3 separate regions of the Homo sapiens genome follow, and regions 2 and 3 are each linked to region 1. A link is a loop called in an ENCODE intact Hi-C map of the cell type or tissue named here. Cell type or tissue: CD4-positive, alpha-beta T cell. All regions are shown on one strand.

Evidence for each region. Peaks named below come from ENCODE experiments on the same cell type or tissue, not always from the same donor. Only the 100,000 strongest peaks of a DNase experiment are listed, where the experiment ranks them.
Region 2: a loop joins it to region 1, with 4 times the contacts of the local background. A loop is called at or near these places in 4 of 110 quality-filtered maps.
Region 3: it touches region 1 in a loop (12-fold over the local background); 9 of 110 quality-filtered maps call a loop at or near these places.

What each region holds. Positions count from the first base shown.
Region 1 is chr1:234,406,092-234,414,091 of GRCh38, forward strand. TARBP1 (tRNA guanosine 2 -O-methyltransferase TARBP1) reads right to left here. Exons shown (of 30, transcript NM_005646.4): 23 at 4,354-4,440; 24 at 1-8. Among named protein-coding and RNA genes, the nearest start is that of COA6-AS1, 36 kb to the left of the region's middle. In CD4-positive, alpha-beta T cell, CTCF peaks have their summits at 3,468 and 3,668; DNase peaks (open chromatin) are centred at 2,840 and 3,440; H3K4me3 peaks cover 948 bases; H3K27ac peaks cover 1,878 bases.
Region 2 is chr1:234,110,132-234,118,131 of GRCh38, forward strand. The region is part of intron 2 of SLC35F3 (solute carrier family 35 member F3); the gene reads left to right. Among named protein-coding and RNA genes, the nearest start is that of SLC35F3-AS1, 160 kb to the right of the region's middle. In CD4-positive, alpha-beta T cell, CTCF peaks have their summits at 4,607 (motif pointing right) and 4,806; a DNase peak (open chromatin) is centred at 4,660; H3K27me3 peaks cover 257 bases.
Region 3 is chr1:234,319,347-234,327,346 of GRCh38, forward strand. SLC35F3 (solute carrier family 35 member F3) reads left to right here. Exons shown (of 8, transcript NM_173508.4): 7 at 752-841; 8 at 3,662-5,165. The coding sequence ends at 3,897. Among named protein-coding and RNA genes, the nearest start is that of MIR4671, 17 kb to the left of the region's middle. RefSeq lists an enhancer at 7,236-7,405. In CD4-positive, alpha-beta T cell, CTCF peaks have their summits at 3,831 (motif pointing right), 4,036, 7,440 (motif pointing left) and 7,653; DNase peaks (open chromatin) are centred at 3,845 and 7,445; H3K4me3 peaks cover 1,062 bases; H3K27ac peaks cover 1,104 bases.

The DNA.
Region 1 (8,000 bases):
ATTAGTTTCTGAAAAGAAAGGCAAAAAATTCCTCAAAACACAGACATGGACCATTTTACTCTCACTTGTATGACACAAAAAAAGTACACGAATGATACAACTGCTCCTAGTAAAACTTCTTCCACTGGCTTTGCTACCAGGGCCTCTCATTCTTCCCTCCTGGTCAAATGCGGTGCACAGGCATTTGCAATTTACTCAAGGAAAAACACATTCTCCCAGCTCTAGTTTTCATTAATGCTGCAGTACATTTCCCCCCGCCCCCCATACTCTAGTACCTGAGTTAACTTGAAAAAAGTATGTTTTATGCTAACCATTATACAACCAAAATGTTTTTCAAATGGAGCCTCCATCTCCTATTATCTTAATTTGTGCTGAGAAAGTCAGAAATAGTCTTCAAGAGTCCCACTTCTGATGGCTTGAAAATGCTCCTAGAGCAAGATACCACACAAAGTGCTGTCCTCCTCCTCACTACTGATTTCTGAGCTACTCTGTCTTCCCTAATGGTGATCCTGGACCCACACAGTACTGAGTAGTGGCAGGAAAATTAAGAAATGAGGGGGAAAATAATAAAACTGTTTAAATTTCCTTGTAGTCTTTTCCTGTGAACTTTAGTCTTCACAGCCTGGAGATGTCAAGCAATCCCTTGCTTTCTAAAATCACATGGTTCAACAGACACTGAAGGTCAAAGGAAGTGACATATACTAATGAAGGAACCAGACGGACCCAAACTTTTAATGAAATATCAGAAGCTATTTTGATGCTCCTACCAAATGCACTTCTCCCCTAAGGCTCACATGGAAATGCTTACCGGCTGCGCCTGGCAGCCCAGTTTCTACTGACCAATTCAAAACAACCATATTCACACAATAGTTTACCAAAGGCATCAGCATGGCTGATAACACACTTGTTACTCTAAGTTTCTCTGAGAAGGATAAAAACAGAGATAAACAATCCTCTTTCTCTCATTCCTTTACTCAACATGTCATCAACATTTATCAAAGGTCAGTGACTGTACTGCCAACATTACAAGGTGTGATGTTATGATATACACTGGTTTTTGTCCACAATTCCTGTCTTATAACTCCCATAGCCCTTGTTACAGTCTTTTGTTATAACGATCCCATATGGAAGGAAGTCACTTGTGCAGCCCACACTGAAGGAGTGAGAAGTCACGCTCCCCCTCCCTCAGGGCAGAGCTTCTATAAAAATTACTTGTAATTTTTTTTACAAGAGATTTGTCTTGTCCATCCTTTTTTTTTTTTTTGAGATGGAGTCTCACTCTGTCGCCTAGGCTGGAGTGCAGTCCTGCAATCTTGGCTCATTGCAATTTCTGCCTCCCGGGTTCAAGTGATTCTCCTGCCTCACCTCCTGAGTAGCTGGGATTATAGGCATGTACCACCATGCCTGGCTAATTTTTGTATTTTTAGTAGAGACGGGGTTTCACCATGTTGGCCAGGCTGGTCTCGAACTCCTGACCTCAAGTGATCCACCCGCCTTGGCCTCCCAAAGTGCAGGATTACAGGCATGAGCCACAGTGCCTGGACTCATTTATTGATTCAATCATTTATTTATATCGGTGTGGGCTCGAGGATATTTATTTTATTCTTTGGGTTGTGATCCAACACTGCTTTATTTTGTTGCTCACACTGTTTCAGCTTCAGCCACTGGGAACATCTTCCCTCTGCATGCCCATCTCACATCACTGTATGTATAAAGTTCTGCCTTGCTCTCTGACTCTACAAGATGCTCCAGGCTCATCTTGTATACTTTCTGCCCTAGTTTTAGAATCAGCTATTTCTCCAGCGATCCCTGGTTCGTTTTATTGGAGAATGGTGTTAGCAACCAAGATCTTGGAGCTAGGTATACATTACTCGTAAATGAAAAAAACCCACTATAATTCTCAATAGGGAAAACAGTGCTTCCTATGGAGCCCACACTCAAAAATGTTGGCACTGCCAGTGATCGCTCGGCTGGGGCTTTCAGGACGTAAATGATGCTTTCATACATATCAGTGTAAAAAGCTCTGCTCGTGAATTCTCATGTCCGCTCATTTTACACAATGAGCAAGCTGACAGGACAATACACAACTATGAGCATAATTAAGAAAGGTTTTTTTTTTTTTTCCTTTTATAGGAACACTTCGTGCTCTGATTCTGAAACCGCCTTTGCAAAATTGTAACTGAGGTGGGGAAAGAGATCTGACCTAACCAACTCCATCTTGCTTCTAACCTCCAAGCTGTCCTTGTTCATTCCTGGGTGTAGGCTCAACTAACTTTGGGAGAAACTTAGTTTAGTTTATAGTTTAAAACAAAGATGATAACAGCCCTTTCCCAAGACAAACCCCCTTCTTGTCTGGGGACTAGATTTCCTTTGTAGGACTAACAAATTAGCCTCAAGATTAGAAATTATGGTTCAGGAGTCATGTAGCTGGAAGCTACAAGATTCTGACCCTCCCTAAACTGCTCCTATGTCGGTGCTCGAGATATTTTGCAGACCTGCACTCGACGGATCAGCTGGCACCACCCAGATCGATTAACTGGCTCATCTGATCTCGTGGCCCCCACCCTGGAACTGACTTAGCACAAAAGGACACCTCAATTCCTTATGATTTCATCTCCGACCCAACCAATCAACACCCTTGACTCACTGGCCTTCCCCCTCCCACCAAATTATCCTTAAAAACTCTGATCCCCGAATGCTCAGGGAGATCGATTTGAGTACTAATAAGACTCCAGTCTCCTGCACAAGCAGCTCTGTGTACTCTTCCTCTATTGCAATTCCTGTCTTGATAAATCGGCTCTGTGTAGGCGGCGGAAGAGGTGAACCTGTTGGGCGGTTACCACCTCTGTCGTGTGTGACAGTTGTTTTGAATCTCTAATTGCTCAGTACAGATCCCACATGCAGGTTAAGTAAGATGCTTTGAAGAAAATGGAAAGTCTTAAGTGATTGCTTCCAAGAAATCAAACCTACATTTATCTAGGTAACAACGGACTTTACGTATCACAAATGAAGAGACTGACAAAGTAAATCAACTTGGCCTTTTCTTAGGTATGTCAAGTCAGTTTTTTTTTTCCTAAGGTGTTGAAATGGAAATTCTTCCATTTCACTAATTAGCATTCCTTTTTGGATGTTTCGAAAATAAAAAATAAATCTAAAATATGTAATAAACGGCAAGTACAAAAAGGGCTTGACAGAAAAATAACATGTTACTTTTACCAGATCTAACATGAACATCTTCTAAGGTAAATTCGTTTTCAGAATTTGTCTAAACTATTCTTAGGCTATTCATCTACCCCGCAACAGGACAATGTCTGCTCTGTTTTAGCTTTCTCAATAGATTGTAAGCAAATCTCTTTGCGGCACATATTTAAAACAGAAAGACAACATTTGATCTTATCTGATGCCAGAGCCTTCTTGATCTTACGGAAGATGTGAACGAGTTTTCCTGGAACTGTAACACACTGCCATCTGGCTGATACACACTGGAAGACACCATCAATTTAAAAGTGTTATCATGATTTTAGAGGAAAATGTGGTGTGGAGAAAGGCCTGTCTTTGAATGGATGAAATAGGTTAATAAAAAACATCACTGTTTAAAAACTAGAACACTGAAAAATTCTAGGAAAGCTTATTTTCCCTTATATTTTTATGGTACTTTCAACACTTAATAACACTATTTCAATTAAGTTTTCTCCTAGAGTTTATAGTATATCAGTACATTCTTTTCTGTGGATGCAATAATATAGAATCTTATTCCAAATCTTACTGGCAGGTTCTCTTAAATTCTTCAACGGCTGCCATAGTGATTAACCAAAATTAGTTATGATTTCTGCCTATCTGTGTGAGAACTTACAGGGGAAATTGTTCTAAACCTGAGGAACATGAAGTAACTGTACTGCACACTCCAAATGATGACAGTCATTTTATATCACCTTCAATTACCCAACAGCTTTTAATAGTCTGGCCATAAGTTTCTTTGCACGAGCATTTGTTAAATAACTACCATTCAGTCAAAGAAGGTAAGGGAAGTCCTGTTTAAAGAATCCTAAGTAATCCTAATCCTAAGAATTATAAATAATTATTAATTTTATACAAGTATCAACAAAAACTTACCCAGTAGTTTGTCTATAAATTTGGTATGTACTCAAGCACACCTCAGTGTGTATGCATGTAAATGGGTAATTCCCATTTACTGGGTATTTGTGTCTAATACATGTGCACATTAGCAGGGCAGTGGAAAGGAAAGGGAAAAATTGCAAACATTCACAGGAATGCTCTACATATAAAAAATTGGTACAAATACATACAATTCTTTTTTTACAGTCAAGTTTAAATTCTTACAAACAAACTTACCTTTTCTGGAATATTTTGAGTAATAATGTCTAAATGTGATAAAACTGCTAAAAACGTACAAATGCTTGTTTTAAGATTTTCTTCACCCTGAAAAAATAATCAGATAAACAAATATTGATTCAAAGCTTACTGTGAAACATGCACGTGAAAGCGCCGTGCTGGACTCTATGAGGGCCCAGGACAGGAGGCAGCCTCTTCCCTGGAACAGCCCGGGGTCTGGGTGGGAAGGGGGCTGCGGCAACAGGCACAGGACTGAAAGCAAAGGAAATATTTCCTAGAGCCAAATGCCAGTGCACACAAAAATCAGCAGGTCACATAAAGTACTGAATAACTCAACTCTAAGTACAGCGGGGCACAGTGGCTCACGCCTATAATCCCAACACTTTGGGAGGCTGAGGCGGGTGGATCATTTCAGGCCAGGGGTTTGAGATCAGCTTGGCCAACATGGTGAAACCATGTCTACCAAAAAATACAAAAATTCGCTGGGCATGGTAGCGCACACCTGTAGTCCCAGCTACTGGGGAGGCTGAGGTAGAAGAATTGCCTGAACCCAGGGCAGAGTTTGCAGTTAGCTGAGATCGTGCCACTGCACTCCAGCATGGGCAACAGAGCAAGACCCTGTCTCAAAAAAAAACATAAAATAAAGTACAGTGTGCCCTCTGTATGCACGAGTTCTGCATCTATGAGTTCAACCAACCGTGGATGAAAAATATTTAACAAAAAATTTTTAAAACATAATGCAATTAAAAAGTAATACAAAGTTTAAAACTGTATAACAGCGATTTACATAGCATGTACATTGTACTAGACATTATAAGTAATCTAAGATTATTAAAGTATATGGGAGGATACACATCAGTTATGTGCAACTACTATGCCATTCTAAACAAAAGACTTGAGCATCCTCAGGTTTTGGCATCCGTAGGGGGCCTGGAATCAATCCCCCATGGATACCAAGGGTTGATTATCTGTGGCAGAGCCAAGGGCATGCTCACTTCAGGAGAGGTGAGGCCTTCAGGATGGGAAGGACTGGCCTGGAGAAGGAGCAGGAAGGTTAGAGAACAGATAAGTGAACAAGAACAAAGACACAGAGGCAAACTTAAGGGAAAGGCAGCAAGAGGAGACAAAGCCAGTTTGGCAGAGAGTGATGGAGATAAGGCTCAAAAGTTAAATGGAATCATACTGTAGAGGCTTTAAAAAGCTATAGCGAAAAACCTATAGAAGACTTAATCAGCTATCTTAGGGAAAATTTTTTAAGAAGACTGTTCAACTGGAATCTGGAAACCTCTGATTCCAGTTGAAAAAGACTGTTCAACTGGAATCTGAAACTATTATTATTTCATAATCATAGTGGTTTTGGAATAATACATTATTTTAGTGATAATAAACTGATAAATGCCAGACAGATTGGAAAGAAAAGAGCATATAAGCAGGAAGACCAGTTTGGAAACCAATCCAAGAGGCAAATCATTTATTATTATTTAATTCCTTTATTTAATTAACAGTTACTGAATGTCTTCTACATGACAGTTACTATAGAAACAAGTTCCTGTAACTTAAAAATCTACTGGAGAAGATAAAAATCAAATCAGATTAAAATCCTAACTGTAAGCAGTACTATTTATGTGCTATGAAAACCTAAAATAAGGGGATCTAAATACTTGGGGAGGTAACTTCCTTTAAGAATGACAATATGGGCCTGGGCGCTGTGGCCCATGCCTGTAATCCCAGCACTTTGGGAGGCCGAGGCAGGTGGATCACAATGTCAGGAGTTCGATATCAGCCTGGCCAATATGGTAAAACCATGTCTCTACTAAAAATACAAAAATTAGCTGGGCATGGTGGTGGGCACCTGTAATTCCAGTTACCTGGGAGGCTGAGGCAGGAGAATCACTTGAACCCAGGAGATGGAGGTTGCAGTGAGCCGAGATCACACCACTGCACTCCAGCCTGGGGGACAGAGACAGACGCCGTCTCAAAAAAAAAAAAAAAGACAATATGGGCCAGGTGCAGTGGCTCATGACCAGCCCAGGCAACATAACAAGACCTCACCTCTATAAAAATTTAAAAATAAATTGGCCAGGTGTGGTGGCAGGTGCTTGTAGTCCCAGCTACTTAGAGGGCTGAGGCAGGAGGATCATTTGAGCCCAGTTGTTCAAAGCTGCAGTGATCTATAATTGCCGGGTGACAGAGCAAGACTCTGTCTCAAAAATAAATAAAGAAGACACATGAACTGAGATGTGAAGGGAGAGAGAGTTATCTAGATAAAGAGAAGAAAGAAGACCATTTTGTGTAAAGGGCACAACATGTGCAATAGCCTGAAACCAAAAGGACTGGTGATAAGCAGGAAAGACTGAAAAGGTCAGTGTGGTACTCAGTTATCTCGGGTGACCCCCGGTCAACCAACCCTCCCTACATATGCCCGATGCAGGCCCCTTCCACCCCAGCAGGGATGGTCATGTGATTTGCTTTGGCTGGTGAACATTAGCAAGCCTGATGCATCCAGAGGTTGGATGAGCACTTGCATGTCAGGACATGACCCGCCTGCGCCCCCTCGACCCCCGACCCGCCGGAAAGCTCATTCTTGGAGAACTGAATATAAAGAGGTCCAGCTACCCTGCTGGAGACACAGAGTGGGAGCGATGCCTAGCCACCAGAGCTGCTCCTGCCATTGCAGCTGAGGTGACAAATATGTGAGCGAAGGAGCCATTTGGAAGTCCCAGCCCCAGCAGACACCACAAGGAGCAAAACTGCCCAGCCAGGCCCAGACAACACACACATCACGAAAAAAAAGCAGTGGCTCACGCCTGTAATCCCAGCACTTTGGGAGGCCAAGGCGACATGGTGAAACCCCATCTGTACTAAAAATACAAAAATTATTTAGCTGGGTGTGGTGGCATGCACCTGTAATCCCAGCTACTCGGGAGGCTGAAGCAGGAGAATCGCTTGAACCCGGGAGGCAGAGGTTGCAGTGAGCCGAGATTGTGCCATTGCACTCTAGCTTGGGCGACAAGAACGAAACTCCATTGCAAAAACAAAACAAAACACATTGTTTACACCGCTAAGCTTTGGAGAGTTCTAGCAACGGAAAACAGACAATCAGTGTGCCTAGGTAGTGAATTGAGAATAGACCACACAGAGAGACTAGAGAGGAAAGAGGCCTAAGATCACGCAAGCCTTACGGGATACTCCGAGGAGCATAGTCTTCATCCTGAGACGACGTAAGACACTGTGTTCAGCAGGTGGGGTCACCTGTTGAAATTCTCACCATGGAAACCCTGCCTGGGCTTCAGGGTGGAAAGCAGATGGAAACAGAGCCAAGAGTGGATGTAGGCAGCCCAGTGAGGGAACCACTGCAAGGATGACAGTAGCGTCGACTGAGATACAATGGCAGGGACAGAAGAGAGAGAACTCAGAAATATTCAGGCAGAAAGATCAGGACCTGGTCACGAATCAGACACAGAGCATGGAAAGTGTCAAGGTTTCTGGTTTGTGCAACTGTATAGATGGTGGTGGTATTCACTAGAGTAGGAAGCAGATCAAGTTTGAGGGGAAAAATAAGGCACTCAGTGTTACACATCTACGTTTTAGGTTATTTAGTCTAAGGGAAAATCATCTACAAGGAAAACGTCTACAGCAAGGGTCAG
Region 2 (8,000 bases), 300 kb before region 1:
GAAGGTTTCTGATCAGAGGAAAGGTAGACTGCTCCAGCATCAGTTTGTAGGTTGAATACGGAGGAGGAAGATCACTTCAGATCCTATATTCCTTGCAAGAGCTCTTGGATGCCTGGATAAGAGTTAGTGGTTGTGGAAATAAAAAAAGGGGATGACACTTAGAGACATTTTCAAGGTGAATTTCCTAGAATGTGTCAATTGATGGAAGATGGCAATGACACTCACACCGGTTCTCAAATCAGCCGACAGGAGGCACTAACTGGAATGGCAGAGCCAGGAAGGGATGGTGTCCTGCGGCAGAGGCCATTAAGATTTTGGTTCAGGATAATGTGTGTGGTTTTAGCACAGTGTCTTATACACAGTAGGTGTTCAATAAACATTTGCTGAATGAGTGGACAGATGGATAAAATTGTGTTTTAAATACATATACAATTAATGCATGAAGAAAACCATACAATACAGCCAATCTTTTTAGTAAGCAAAAGAATGCAAAACACAATAACCATATTCCATTTTTTGGACAAATAACACAATTAGAATTACAGTGCTAGCCAGGATGCTATGGAAGACAGTTTCATCCACAGCTGATGGGAATGTAAATTTGGAAGGGTTTTTAGCCAGATAGATCTTATACCCTCAGACACAATAATTCACTTCTAGCAACTGGTCTTGAGAAAATAATACAAACTACAGAAAAATCTTTTGCTATAAAATGACAAAAATTTTAAACACTCCAAATAGGATGTCAAGTAAGTCTGTTAAGGTGGATCCACATTATGGAATTGTGTAGCCCCATAAAACAAAATTTTAAAAGATGAGAAGACTCTTATTTTTGTAATTATGTGAAAAATCTAGTATAAGCTTTATTAAGTTCATAGTGGCTATCTCTAGACGGTGAGATTTTAGAACATTGTTATAGGAAATGGGAAACAGAAAAGTTTAAGATGAGAAATAAGGTAAACATTTGTTTTATAATCAGAGGAAAGAAATCCATTGGATTTTCTTGTAAGAGAGTGAATTTAATTTTTAATTATTTAATTAAAAAAATAAAATTTTAATTTAGTTTTCTTGTAAGAGAGTGAATTAATTTAATCTAGCTCCTGATCTGTGTTCATGTGGACTTGTTTGACTTTGCTGGTGAAAAGGCCCCTGTATTTTTTGTTTTGTTTTGTTTTATGAGACGGAGTTTCGCTCTTTTTGCCCAGGCTGGAGTGTAATGGCGCAATCTCAGCTCACTGCAACCTCCACCTCCCAGGTCCAAGCGATTCTCCTGCCTCAGCCTCCTGAGTAGCTGGGATTACAAGTGTGCACCACCATGCCTGGCTAATTTTCATATTTTCAGTAGAGACGGGGGTCTCACCATGCTGGCCAGGCTGGTCTCGAACTCCTGACCTCAGGTCATCCGCCCGCCTCGGCTTCCCAAAGTGCTCGGATTACAGGCGTGAGCCGCTGCGCCCGGTTGTCCTCTGTGCTTTCTGAAGACTCCGTGCTGAAGAGCCAGCAGCACAGTGGCCACATCGTGTGACCCATGCTCCCTCTGCTGACTCCAGCCAGCAGTGACGATCCAGTCCCAAGCTGCTGGGTACCACATTCCAGGCCAACAGGAAGAGCTTCCCCAGGACAGCGGCCTCAGAGCTCAGGCCTGGAGAAAGCTGAGAATTATGCTAAGGAAAGAAAAGAAGACTTTTTTAAAAATAGGAGAAACAATGAGATGGGGCTTTCAGAACACAGCAAGATGTTTAGGGTGAGGTTGGCCTTGTCCTTCTGTATCCTGTGTAGTCCCCATCAGGATCCTGGGGGAGACAAGCGCCTGAGAATAGCTCATCCTCCGAGTGGAGCAGCCTGAGATAAATGCAGGCCATGCTTTCGGCAGAACCTCAGATCTTTCTCATCCTTGCCATGGCTGTGCTGGTTAATTCAGTGCTTAGACCAGGTGCAGTGGCTCATGCCTGTAAACCCAGCACTTTGGGAGGCAGTGGCAGGAGGATCACTTGAGCCCAGGAGTTCAAGACTAGCCTGGGCAGTGAGACTTCGTCTTTACAAAAAAATAAAAATAAAAAAGAAAATAAAGGAGCCAGGCATGGTGGTGCATGCCTGTGACCCCAGCTGCTCAGGAGGCTGAGGTAGGAGGATTCCTTGAGCCTGGGAGTAGTTCGAGGCTGCAGTGAGCCAGGATCACACCACTGCACTCCAGCATGGGTGATGGAATGAGAACCTGTCACAAACAAAACAAAAAAATCTGTGCTTAGACACATACTTTCCCTATAACAATGCACAGAACACCTTGCTGTCCTTTTCTCTCATGTGACTCATATCAGAGTTTATCTTCTACCCCGTATTTCCAAAAGTAATCCCAAATAGTTATTGTCTTGTATTGTGTTTGGAAATTTTACCCAATCTTTTGTGAAGTTTATAATTCACACTCTTTTTTTTTTTTTTTTTGAGACAGAGTCTCACTCTGTCACCCAGGCTGGAGTGCAGTGCCGCTATCTCGGCTCGCTGCAAGCTCCGCCTCCTGGGTTCACCCCATTCTCCTTCCTCAGCCTCCAGAGTAGCTGGGACTACAGGCGTCCGCCACCATGCCCAGCTAATTTTTTTTTTTTTTTTTTTTTTTTTTTGCATTTTTAGTAGAGACAGGGTTTCACCTGTTAGCCAGGAAGGTCTCGATCTCCTGACCTCATGATCCACCCTCCTCGGCCTCCCAAAGTGCTGGGATTACAGGCGTGAGCCACCGTGCCCGGCCTATAATTCACATTCTTAATGACCGGTTTCAGAAATAACTTTTACTTGAGGCTGGGCATGGTGGCATATGCCTGTAGTCCCAGCTACTCAGGAGGCTGAGGTGAAAAGATCGCTCAAGCCCAGTAGTTTGAGACCAATGAGCCCAGGAGTTCGAGACCAGCCTGGGCAAAAGAGCAAAACCTCATCCCCATTTTAAAAAAAGAAGAAGAAAAAGAAAAGAAAGAAAAGAAATAACTATTAATATATGTGCTGTGCTTAAAGTTTCTGACATAATCAAAGCACTCTTATGAGCCCCTGATAATTTCCACATTTGTCCTCTCCGTCCAACCACAGACTAAATTGCCATAATCATCAAAGTAAGCCCTTGGCCTTAGACCTGGGACATAAAAGAATCAGGATGGAGCCAGGAGAAACCTGGCAGTTGTCTGGAGATCCCTTAAGCATTTGTTTTTTGTTTGCATTCCAGGAAAACTGTTTCATAAAGTAAGCTCTGAACATACTCACTACAGGCTAATACTTATTTTCTCTTGATTTATGAGAAATTTAAAGAAGCTAGAGGAGGAAGAAGCTGCTAAATGTAAATGTAATGTTGGAAGGTATAATTGGGATTTAAGATATTAAATTGTTTAATTATAGGCTGCCCTAAAATGAAGTCTTTCTTGTGTTCATAGACTTTAGTTCATGACCATTAAGATTTCGGTGACATGTAGGCAAGCATGGTGGCTCACGCCTGTAATCCCAGCACTTTGGGAGGATGAGATGGGCAGATCACCTGAGATCAGGAGTTCAAGACCAGCCTGACCAACATGATGAAACCCGTCTCCACTAAAAATACAAAAATTAGCCAGGCATGATGGCATGCGTCTGTAATCCCAGCTACTCGGGAGGCTGAGGCAGGAGAATTGCTTGAACCCGGGAGGTGGAGGTTGCAGCAAGCCGAGATCGTGCCATTGCACTCCAGCCTGGGCAGCAAGAGCAGAACGCCATCTCCAAAATAAAAAAATAAGAAAAGGTTTTGGTGACACGTAAGAGATTTCTCAGCAAAGTGCAAAGACTCGGATACAAGTGTTCTCTTGCCTCCCTTATGCAATGTGTGCTGGTAAGAGTTTAACAATCGGCTCTCCAGGAGGAGACTGGGGCAAGAGGGACCCTGATTTGCAGCATTTGCCAGTTCCGCAGGGTAAGTGCTCCCACTATGGCTGGTTTCAAACTACCAGTGTGACATCACAGACTGTGTTTGGAAGGAGATACACACGATAGTCTTATGAGCCAGTATGAGTTGGCTCCAGCACACCACTGCATGCCATTAATAGATTTCTGCTGTTCTTTGGAAATTTATATCATGGTATTTATTGCTGATGAGAAGATAATGAGTTTTTGCTTAAGTTTGGGAAAGGAAAACAAATTTGAAAAATGTGCACTGAAATTGTTATGAAAAGCTCCTAATTCTTGAGTTTTTGTTGTTATTGCTGTTTTTAAAAGATTGCTTGTTTGGTCCTTCAAATGTGAGTAAAGGAAAGAAGATAAAACTACATTTCCAATATGGCTGATTTGTTTTTAATTATAAACTGACATATTTATGAAAGGTTCTATTTTAATGGAGTACTATTAGTTTGAAGGGAGAATTGCAGAATACCGTGAGATAGTTAAGGGATTTGTGAATCAAGACTAATCTGTTTTTGCTATTCTCCACTTGTGTTCATGTACACTTAACTTTGAAAAGAATGTCTTTGTTTGCTGAGAATTGAGATTTAATTCTTTTAATGTGTTTTTAAGAGTAATTTTAGCTCAGAAGAAGAAATTTTAAACCTAGGAAAATTTTAGGTTGGAATGAGGAGGGATTTCCCTTTCTTGGACATTTGGGGAAGAGTTGGAAAGAGGCGTTTTTCATTGTGCAGACACAAGATGGCGCTAAAGGAGTATAATTTAAGCATGGCTTCCTTTATTTCAAAACAGTATTTGGAAACGGGTCATCTTGAGATGCGGCGTGCATTTGAGATGCGGCGTGCATTTTGCCACATGTTGGTGGGTTTTTTGTTTGTTTGTTGTGGCTGTCATTGTTTATAAAGAGACAGCTTTAAAGGGGACCGGGTATTGAGTTGATATTAAAATATGGTAGAAAGGTATCCATATGGTCTATAAAATAAAACGGGTCAATATGATGAGGTCTTCTGGCTCTGCCTCTAGTGTTTTGGGTTTCTGTTCCTCCAAGGAAGCGCATTCATCTTGCCTGTACTTGCTTGTGGCTGCCAAAGTGTTCAGGTAGGTTTCTGCCCCAGTAAGGAAGTGTCTAAGAATCTCCTGGAAGAAGCTGGATGTGCAAGCTTTCTCTGCCTTTTGAGGGACCTCATAATTCACTTTCCAAGTACTCATCGACACCTTTTACTCTTTAATATTGCTGCCCCTTTTACTCCTGGCTGCCCACACATCTGCCTATGCGTGGACTTGTGGTGCTTTGGAATCTGTGGTTTTAATTTGTGTCCTTTGTCCTCTGGTCCTTCCCTTGTATGCACTTACATAATGGGCTGCTCTGAGGACCAATGCTTTGCCAACCCAAAGCATTTCCCCAGGAACATTCCACTGCCTTGTCTACCCTCAGCTTCCCTTTTGGCCTCTTCTCTGGGCTTAGGACCACCCACTCTTGGAATCCAAATGCTTAGGAATAAAGTAAACCTAAGATCTACTCACTATCCCCACTTAACATGTTCAACTTTTTATTTTGAAATAATTTCAGACTTAGAGAAAAGTTGCAAAAATAGTAAAAGAATTTCCATATCCACTTGGATTCTCAAATGTTAACATTTGCTTTATTCTGTCTTCTGAACCATTTGAGAACAAGCCATGGGTATAATGCTCCTTTTCCTTCACCTCGAAATATCTCAGTGTGTATTTTATAAAATCAAGGGCATTTTATTACATAACCATTGTAAACCAAAAAGTATCTGAGACTTATCTCAATCAGTTTTGAGGTTAATTTTGCCAGGGTTGAAGATGCACCTGGGAAAAAGCAACAGAAACCTGCAGGAACAATCTGTGATCCGAGCTTTTGACAAAAAGGGTCTGGGAACGTCAATAATTAAGGGGAAAGGGTGAGCAGTAGGGGAAAGAGGAAGAAAGAAAAGGGGGAGATGGTAGATAAAAGGGGCAAGCAGTTGCATTCTTTCAAGTCTTTGATCAGCGTTCACCAAATCCACATTTCATATGTGAAAGGAGGGCATAAAGGAATAGTCAATTATGTATTTGTCTCATGCTTAGTAAATCTGCACTTTACATAAAGTCAATATAAAGTAGCTACCTGTGGAGACATCTGGCCTCGGTCTGTAGCTATCTGCTTAGGAGCAAAAGGGAAAGCAATTCCTTCCAAAAGATTTATGAGCTCTGTGTCAGGAACTGGGGTCAAAGAGACCAAATATTAGAACAAAAGATGCACCTATGGCCCTTACAGCTCAGGAAATTCAAGGGCTTTAGAAGCTGTGTGCCAAGACTCAGTCAGGGGAAAAGACCAAATAAATATTTCTTATTAAGTCACAAGACCACAGGGCTATGTTATTATCATTATTTATTTTGGTGCTCACATTGTCCCAAATTTAGCAGTAGAGCCACCCTCCCTCCCACCCCCCATTATTTTTGTTTTTATTTATTTATTTATTTATTTTGAGACAGCGTTTTGCTCTGTTGCCCAGGCTGGAGTGCAATGGCGCAATCTCAGCTCACTGCAACCTCCGTCTCCCAGGTTCAAGCAATTCTCCTGCCTCAGCCTCCCAAGTAGCTGAGATTACAGACACATGCCACCATGCCTGGCTCATTTCTTTGTATTTTTAGTAGAGACAGGGTTTTACCATATTGGCCAGGCTGGTCATGAACTCCTGACCTCAAGTGATCCACCCGCCTTGGCCTCCCAAAGTGCTGGGATTACAGGCGTGAGCCACCGCGCCCAGCCTAGAGCCCCTTTTAAGCTGGGGGTTTTGTTCTTTTTACATATTCCCATCATTCTTTGAGCAATGATTTACTTTCCAGTGCAACAAGATGTCCAGGCTTATTTTGTACTATCTCAGCCCCAGCCCTGGAATCAGCCAAGTCTCCAAGGAGCAATGGTTTATCTTATGGAGGATGGTCTTTAAAAACAGAGATCTAGTGACTAATGGAATTACTCCAAGGTAGATTGCCTTCTTATTACCTGTCTTTATTCTTGTCACCAAAAGCAAACCAAATTCAGTAAGAGAAAGTTAATATTTTTACCTTAGAGCATCTATGTAACCCAAGCTGTAGAATTTCTGGTGCTTCAAAAAGCGAGGACTAAGTATCCCTTTGTTGGGCCTACCCCTGCTGACACTAAGCATGACTCTTAGCTCTGAGTGCTATATTCAGATGTTGACCCCAAACAGCTCTGGTTTGAAGGGTTTCATGCAAGATTCACCCTAATACAATATACAAGAGGCCAGGTGCAGTGGCTCACGCCTGTAATCCCAGCATTTTGGGAGGCTGAGGTGGGCAGATCACCTGAGGTCGGAGTTTCCAGACCAGCCTGGGCAACATGGTGAAATCCTGTCTCTACTAAAAATACAAAAATTAGCTGGGTATGGTGGCACACCCTTGTAATCCCAGCTACTTGGGAGGCTGAGGCACGAAAATCACTTGAACCTGGGAGATGGAGGTTGCAGTGAGCCGAGATCGCACCATTGCACTCCAGCCTGGGTGACAGAGTGAGACCCTGTCTAAAAAAAAAAAACAGGCTGGGCGCAGTGGCTCATGCCTGTCATCCCAGAACTTTGGGAGGCTGAGGCTGGTGGATCACGAGGTCAGGAGATACAGACCATCCTGGCTAACATGGTGAAACCCCGTCTCTACTAAAATTACAAAAAATTAGCCGGGCGTGGTGGTGGGCGCCTGTAATCCCAGCTACTCAGGAGGCTGAGGCAGGAGAATGGTGTGAACCCGGCAGGCGGAGCTTGCAGTGAGCCGAGATGGTGCCACTGCACTCCAGCCTGGGTGACAGAGTGAGACTCTGTCTCAAAAAAGAAAAAAAAAAAGACTATATATGTGTGTGTGTGTGTGTGTGTGTGTGTGTGTGTGTGTGTGTGTGTGTGTGTGTATATATATATAAAACCACAAGAAACTGTGAGATACACAGAAAGAGCTCATAACCTTTAAGGCCAGAGTTAATTTCATTATGCCAGGATGTGATAAAACATGGGATATCCAGACTCAATTGGGATTGCTAGTTAACACTGTGCTTTGTTTTATTTTTAAAAATCTAG
Region 3 (8,000 bases), 87 kb before region 1:
TATAAGTCTAGAGCTAGGCAGGAATGCAACCAAGGACATGACTTACCCAGTTTCCATCTAAAAACACATATCCCAGCCAGGTACAGTGGCTCATGCCTGTAATCCCAGCACTTTGGGAGGCCAAGATGGGAGGATCGCTTGAGCCCAGGAGTTCGAGACCAGCCTGGGAAACATGATGAGACCTCATCTCCATAAACATTTAAAAATTAGCCAGGTGCAGTGGTGTGCACCTGCAGTCCCAGCTACTCAGGAGGCTGAAGTGGGAGGATCACTTGAGCAGAGGGATTGAGGCTGCAGTGAGCTATGATTGCACCACTGTGCACCACACTCCAGCCTGGGTGATAGTGCAAGACTGTGCCTCAAAACAAAACAAAACAAAACAAAACAAAAAAACAAAAAACAATTCCCAGAGCTCCTGTTCATGCAGTTATCCCAGAAGCATTGCCAGCAGCAGAGAAAAGCAAAATTGGTAAGATGGTCCCAGTCACCTTCTCAGTGGTTACCATTTCCAAACTTATTTCCCTTCTTCAAAACTCAGGGAACAGAGGGGCTGAGTACTCAGAGTGTCTGCTCCTGGTCCCAAGTCCTGGAGCCCCCAGAGGAACTCTGAGTTCACTGAATCAGAGCAGAGGGTCATTGTAACTCCTATGACTCCAGCCTCATCAGGAAAACCTGGGTCAGATAGGCCAGCAGGGAGGTAAAGTACACAGCAGTCATGAATAACACTCGTTGTTTACATTCTTTATTTCAGCATTCAATATTGTATTAAATTTTGGAATTGCCGTTACATATCCCACTCTGATGTCTCTTGGAATCGTCCTCAGCATACCTGTGAATGCAGGTAAACCTATGCGGCTTTCTATATCTGCACATAAGCACACACACTCAGTCACCTACTCACACACACATACACACACTCATGCATACATACACACTCACACATACACTCACATACACACACTCATGCATACACACACACACACATACTCTCACATACATACTCACATATATTATTGCTCTGCCTGCTATAGAATGCGTGTTTAACTGTCTGCCAAAAAAAAAGCATTTAGGTGAAATGTTGCTATTAGTTATATATGCAATATTTTCTCCATAATGGGCTGATTTTCACATACCACTTCAAGACACAGAAAGTCTAAAGGCATCTTGATTCTAACTGGTATGGGGAGCAGAATGAATCTCATCAGCATTATTAACAAATGTAGGAAATGATGTAGCAGAAAAAAAATGTCACTTTTGCAGGTAACTTTCTGGGGGAGAAAATTTGCTCAAGGCATGAGGTAGAAACATGCTGACAAGCTGAAGAAGCGTGAACGGCATTTTCCCTGACCTCCGGGAAGACAGGGAGAGAACGCCCTTTGCCCAGGAACTCGGGACTGCCCTTTGTTTTCCCCTGGGGACTCGTTGCCAAGGCACACAGTTGACAGCTCTTTCAGAAGCTTGTCTTCACCTGCCCCTCACTGCCTTCCTTTTCCTGGCTCGCACGGATAGGAATTTTGGATTTTCTTCCCAGAACCTCCTGGCCTCATACCTGACCTCCCTAGGCATCCTTCTCTCAGCCAGAAAAGGGCTGTGAATCTGTCCTCCCCAGAACACTCACTCCTTTGTCCCTGGCACAGCTTCCTCCAAAGCCATCTCCCAAATCCTGCCACTTCCAGGCCATTAAAAGATTGCCCCCCCCCCACCCCAAAGGAATGGCAAACCCTTATCCTGTTCAATGTGGTGGTGACTATGCCTGCAGGCACCCCAATTTCCCAAGCCTTTCCTCATGACTTGGTTTCCCACCGCTCCCATTCCAAAGGCGCTCGACCTCTCTGCCCCACCATGGCCCAGACTCCCCCAGAAGGACTGCCTCACAGCGGCGGCAGTGTACCAGGCCTGGGGGAGGTGTCAGGAGACAGGGCTCAGGCCCAGCACCACCACAACCCACCTGGAGATCTGTGGTCCCAACATATCTGCTCTCTGAGCCTTAGCTTGCCTCCCCTGCAAATGAAAAGTCATACCTACCCTTGCTACTTCGGTTGATGTGACAACCAGATGAAATAACCGATGAGACAGCATTTCAAAATGCAGAAAGCACCTGAGCTCCTGGACAGCTGGTAAAAAAGAAAAATGGTCCAGATGCTGCAGGCTTCTGAAAAATCACTTGTCACCGTCCTCCCCCTACATTCTTTGCATCTTTAGTTTGTGGTCATACCGTGTTCCTGTCTCCAGAAGGCGTGCTCCAGTTGTCTTCTATAGAAACTTCCTTTCAGCGTATAATATGGCCAGGTGTTTGAGAGATTCATTAAAATCATTTTTCATTACTTACCTGCAACATAAAAGGTTTAATGATGAGTCCAGAAAAGGAATCCCAGGCCACTCTTGATTGGAAGAGAGAAGCCGGGGACCCTGCCGCGTATCTCACTTGTCAAGGCAGAGCCATTGCCTGGCTTTTGGGTTCTCCCCGACATCTGCTCAAGGGACTGGCTGGTTGGCTCTCCTTATCTAGTGAATTAACAGGGTGTTTTACCAATATTAAAAATTAAAATACAGGCCAGGCACGGGAGCTCACGCCTGTAATCCCAGCACTTTGGGAGGCCAAGGTGGGAGGATCGCTTGAGCCCAGGAGTTCTAGACCAGCCTGAGCAACATGACAAAACCCCATCTCTACAAAAATAATAATAATAATAATAATAACAAAAATTAGCCAGGCGTGGTGGCACCTATAGTGCCAGCTACTCAGGAGGCTGGATGGGAGAATCGCTTGAGCCCGGGAGGTGGAGGTTGCAGTGAGCCCTGATGGCACCACTGCACTCCAGCTTGTGTGACAGAGTGAGACCCTGTCTCAAAAAAAAAAAAAAAATACAGTTGACCCTTGAACAATGTAGAGAATGGGGGCACAAACCCCTGAATAGTTGAAAATCCACATACAACTTTCAGTTCCCCAAAAACTTAACTACTAATGGGGTACTGTTGACCAGAAGCCTTACTGATGAAAAACAGTTGATTCACATATGTTGTATGTGTTATTTGTGTTATGTATTGTACTCTTACAATAAAGTTAAAGAAAAGAAAATGTTATTAAGAAAATCGTAAGAAAGAGAAAATATATTTGCTACTTGTTAAGTGGAAGTGGGCCACATAAAGGTCTTCATCTTCACTGTCATCTTCACATTGAGTAGGCTGAGGAGGAGAAGGAAGAGGAGGGGTTGGTCTTGCTGTCTTGGTGTGGCAGAGGTGGAAGAAAATCCACATGTAAGTGGATCCGTACAGTTCAAACCCATGTTGTTCAAGGGTCAAATGCGTGTGTGTGTGTGTGTGTGTGTGTGTGTGTGTGTGTACTATCTATCTCTCATCTCCTCAACTGCCCTTCATTCACTTGTTTTAATCACATAAATCAATGTTTGAACTACCAAGTCAGTTTTGGGAGGTGACATACAAGTGCAAGGCTTCATACCAGAGAGGTTTGATAAAGTTAAGGGTTGTTTACTAGAGGTAACCCCAGCCCACCTGGAACAAAATCATACTGAGGAGAATCCTGTGGTCCAGGGAAGACCACAACACTGCCAGACAGAGGAGGGTGCCCCCAGGCCCTGCCCACTCTCCAGGGACATGCCCCCAACCCTGCAGCTGAGAAACCTCCATGCTCTGTCTCCCACAGTGATTGATCACTACACCAGTCAGATCGTCTTCAATGGGGTCCGGGTCATCGCCATCATCATCATCGGCCTGGGTTTTCTCCTCCTGCTCCTGCCAGAGGAGTGGGATGTCTGGTTGATCAAGCTGCTCACCCGACTCAAAGTGAGGAAGAAGGAGGAGCCTGCAGAGGGCGCTGCCGACCTGAGCTCAGGACCTCAGAGCAAGAACAGAAGAGCCCGCCCTTCCTTCGCCCGCTAACACCACTCCTCTAGAACTCGGTGGTAATGACTGGGAGGTCTATTCCTGCCGGGAGGAACCTCAGTTGGGTAAGGTGTACATACCTGTACAGTTTTGGTCATCTGCGGTAAGTTCTATGGTATTTATTGGCATGTCCAATTTGCTTGCACTTTTCCACATCAGACCTTCCACTTAAGGGTACCAATTCAATACAAAAGAGAAAAGAAGAACCTCTCAGTGCTTTTCCAACGAATGTAAAGTGGGTTTAAAAGTTCCCTGCGTAGATCGTTTTGGATGGCTGACGTTCTTGACAAGCCAGCCATCAGGGCAAGTGTTTTGAATCTTAGCAAGTGTTTTGAATCTTAGCAACTGAACATGACATTGCACACTGTGATTATTTTTCAGCTATGGTAGGTCATATTTTGTTTTATACCAGAGCTGTACTCTTAATTTTAAGGAATTTCAATGAACCAAAAGATAACTGTCAATTTATTTGGATGGATGGATGGAGGGATGGAAGGAGGGAGGGAAGGATGTCTGGGATGTGAAGAGGCAAGGCAGAAATGGATGATGAACATCAAAAACTGTCAGAGGACAGGTCTGTGCCAGGTACCAGGAAGGACAAGATAAGTCCAAGCCCCGGCTGGCCTGCTCTCACGTGTCTGTGTAAGATCATGCAAGAGAAATCACAGTGCCTTCTACAGAATTTTCGTCTTTACCTATGTGAAGCGAGGTGACGTGATACGTCACTGGCGCCGTCTTATAATTTAGATGTAAAAATCTTTAGAAACAAATAAAACTCTCTATATATGTGTATGTCTGTGTACAAAAAAATGACAGAGCTGATGGCCAGTGTATACAGAGCGTGGCCCGCGGTGTACAATACCCATATAAGGTACATTGTGCAGGAGGGGAATTGCTGGCTGCTTTTACTTCCTGACCAAGACTGAAAAATTATTTACTGAAATCTGTAAACCTTTTTATGAAACTTTTAAGCACCAGGCTGTTTACTTACACAATTTAGGTCTGCCAGAAAATTCTATCTGTGATAGATCTGTAAAGAGGGTCAGGGGTTAGAGTTTACTATTTTTGAAGTTTACATTGTTACATATGAAATGGAAACATTATTTTGAAACGTTGTCATAACCCAATGGTGCATTCTGTAACCATGGAGTCTTCTGTTTCCTGGGGGAAAGGGGCATTCATGACCTGAACTTTTTAGCAAATTATTATTCTCAGTTTCCATTACCTGTTTGGCCAAACAGATTAATAAAATATTTGAAAAAGAAGCGTTCAGTGCTGTCTCCATGGCCATTCTGTTACTTTCCCACTGCACCAGTCCTGAAGCAGTCCTCACCACATTCTGGCTTTTCCTCAATTGCACTTGCCCCCAAGAACCTTCAGGGTGGGTAAGCCAGCCCATCTGTCTCAAGGGAAGGAGACTGTAATATCGATAGAATTGACTTTTGCAAAAGTGAAATGCAGAAGCATCCCCAAAGCCTCACAGAAGCTCTAAGTCCTGGGGCAGCCTCTCCCTCCTCCACTTTTCCCCTGTTCCTCTCCCTCTCCCTCAAGGCACCTGCCCTCCGCTCAGCCCTGCCTGTGGCTTCCTTCTCACTTTTTCTTCTGAACGGGATCCGCAGCTCAGTTTACACTGGTCTCTAAGTGCCACCTAGAGCGGCAGCCCCAGTCCATAAATCTACCCAGTCTTCCAGCTCAGCCCCCACAGCCGCCTGCCTGCCTTGGGCATCCTAACTTAATGCTGGCATTTTCAATAATTTGATTGCTCCACTTCAGTAACATTATGCAGCTGTTCCAAGCAGCTGCTATGCCAGGGGCTATGAGAGCCAGTGGGTCTCATTCTAGGGCTACAGAGGGCCAAGTACTCTAGGAAGGGGTGTGAGCCAAGGGGAAACAAGAGCCTTTTTAGTACACCTCATCCCATCACCCACACCTAGAGCGTCTACACTCCATGCACCACACGTACCACTTGACACATGGGCTCTAAACCTGGAGAATCTCGTTATCCAGAGCAGAGAGCTCCCCTACCCCATGTGTCCAGGCATGTCTGGGAGGGGGCAGCTGGGGCAGCAGGATGCTGGGCTAGTTACCTCCACTACCCTGTTGAGGCTCCAAATCCCAGGGAGACAAACAGATATTTCCTTTGTAAGCCAGGACACGAAAAAGTGGGGAAGCCCTGCCTTAGGGTAGATTCATCTTATTCTCCCATTGGGCAAAAATGACCATGAAAACCCAAAAGAGTTGAGAACATGGACTCAAAGGGATATGTGCACACCCACATTCGTGGCAACACTATTCACAACCAAAAGTGGAAGCGGCCCAAGTGCCCATTGACAGAAGAATGGATGAAAAAAATGTGGCATGGCCATACAGTGGAATATTATTCCACTTTAAAAAGAAAGAAAATCTGAGCCAGGTGTAGTGGCTCACACCCATAATCCCAGCACTTTGGGAGGTGGAGGCAGGAGGGTCCCTTGAAGCCAAGAGTTCCAGACAAGCATGAGCAACATAGTGAGTCCCTCTCTTTACAAAAATAAAAATTCAAAAATTAGCTACGCATGGTGGTGCATGCCTGTACCCCTGGTTATTCGGGAGGCAAGAGGATCCTTTGAGCCCAAGCGTTCTAGTCTGCAATGAGCTATGATCACACGAGTGCACTCCAGCCTGGGCAACAAGGCAAGACCCTGTCTCAAAAAAAAGAGGAAAAGAGGAAGAAGAAAGAAGAAGAAGAGGAAGAAGAAGAAGAAGAAGAAGAAGAAGAAGAAGAAGAAGAAGAAGAAGAAGAAGAAGAGGAAGAGGAAGAGGAAGAGGAAGAAGAAAGAAGAAGAAGAAGAAGAGGAAGAGGAAGGAGCAGGAGGAGGATGGAGGATGGAGGATGGAGGATGGAGGGGGAAGGGGGAAAGAATTCTGACACATGCTACAATATGTTGAATCTTGAAGACACTGCTGGGTGACATAAGCCAGTCACAAAAGGACAAATGCTGTCTGATTCCACTTATATGAGGTTCCTGGAGTAGTCAAACTCATAGAGACAGAAGTAGAATGCTGGTTGCCAGTGGCTGGGGAGAGGGGAAATGGAGAGTTATTGTTTAGTGGGCATATAGTTTCAGTTTGCAAAGATGAAAAAAACCTGGTAGCGATTGTTGAACAATGTGAACGTACTTAATGCCACAGAACTGTACGCTTAAAAATAGTTTAAATGGTAAATTTTATGGCACGCGCATTTTATCGAAATTTTTAAAGGGACTATGAAGGGTAACGTGTATGAAATAAAATGGTTAGAACTCTCTTGCGGTCCTTTCGATACATTCTAAACCTGAGTTGGGGTTGCGGGAGGGGTAGGTTGAGAGATTTCTTTCCAGAAAGAAAACAGCCACAACCACAACACCTCCACTCCCCACCGCGCCAGAAGGTGGCCAGCACGGGGATGCGCTGCGGCAAACCTAGGAGGGACCCAAAAGCAGAAAATCCTAGAAAAGAGTTCCTGCGGATGGAACAGCGGGGCGGCTCTGAGATGCAGTCTGTGTCCCCGCTCAGCTGGGGAATTGTCTGCCCTCTAGAGGCGGGTCTGGGTAGCAATTAAAGAATGTTTCTCTGGGCTCCTTTAAAGAGGAAAAGTGAAGCCAAGACGGAGGGTACAAGAGAGGAGACCAGGACTTCCGTCTGCTGCTGATGAAAGAGGCAAAAAGCTCTGGGAAATCTCTGCTCTCTCCTTTCTTTCAGAATGTGATCGTTTGGAGCTAGAGGGCATGAAGTGACCTGCTGGCCGCCTTGCCACACCAAGTCAGAGCCGTCCCTAAGAACCCACACCTGCCGTACAGACCCTGAGCTCCTGCTCCTCTTGAGCCTTCAAGGATAGAGTTAGGCAGGAGGAATTCATGGCCAGAGACTTACTACCCCATAGAACAGATGTGTTTCTAAATCTAGCCAAGGTTGCATAACATGGAATTCTTTATCTTCAATTTTGAAAACAAATGGTTTGTCCTAAAATTAGAATGTGGTGGTGGTTGCACCATTCTGTGAATATACTAAAACTCAATACACTGCATAATTAGATGAGTGAATTTTATGATGTGTGAATTATATCTCAATAAAGCAGTTTA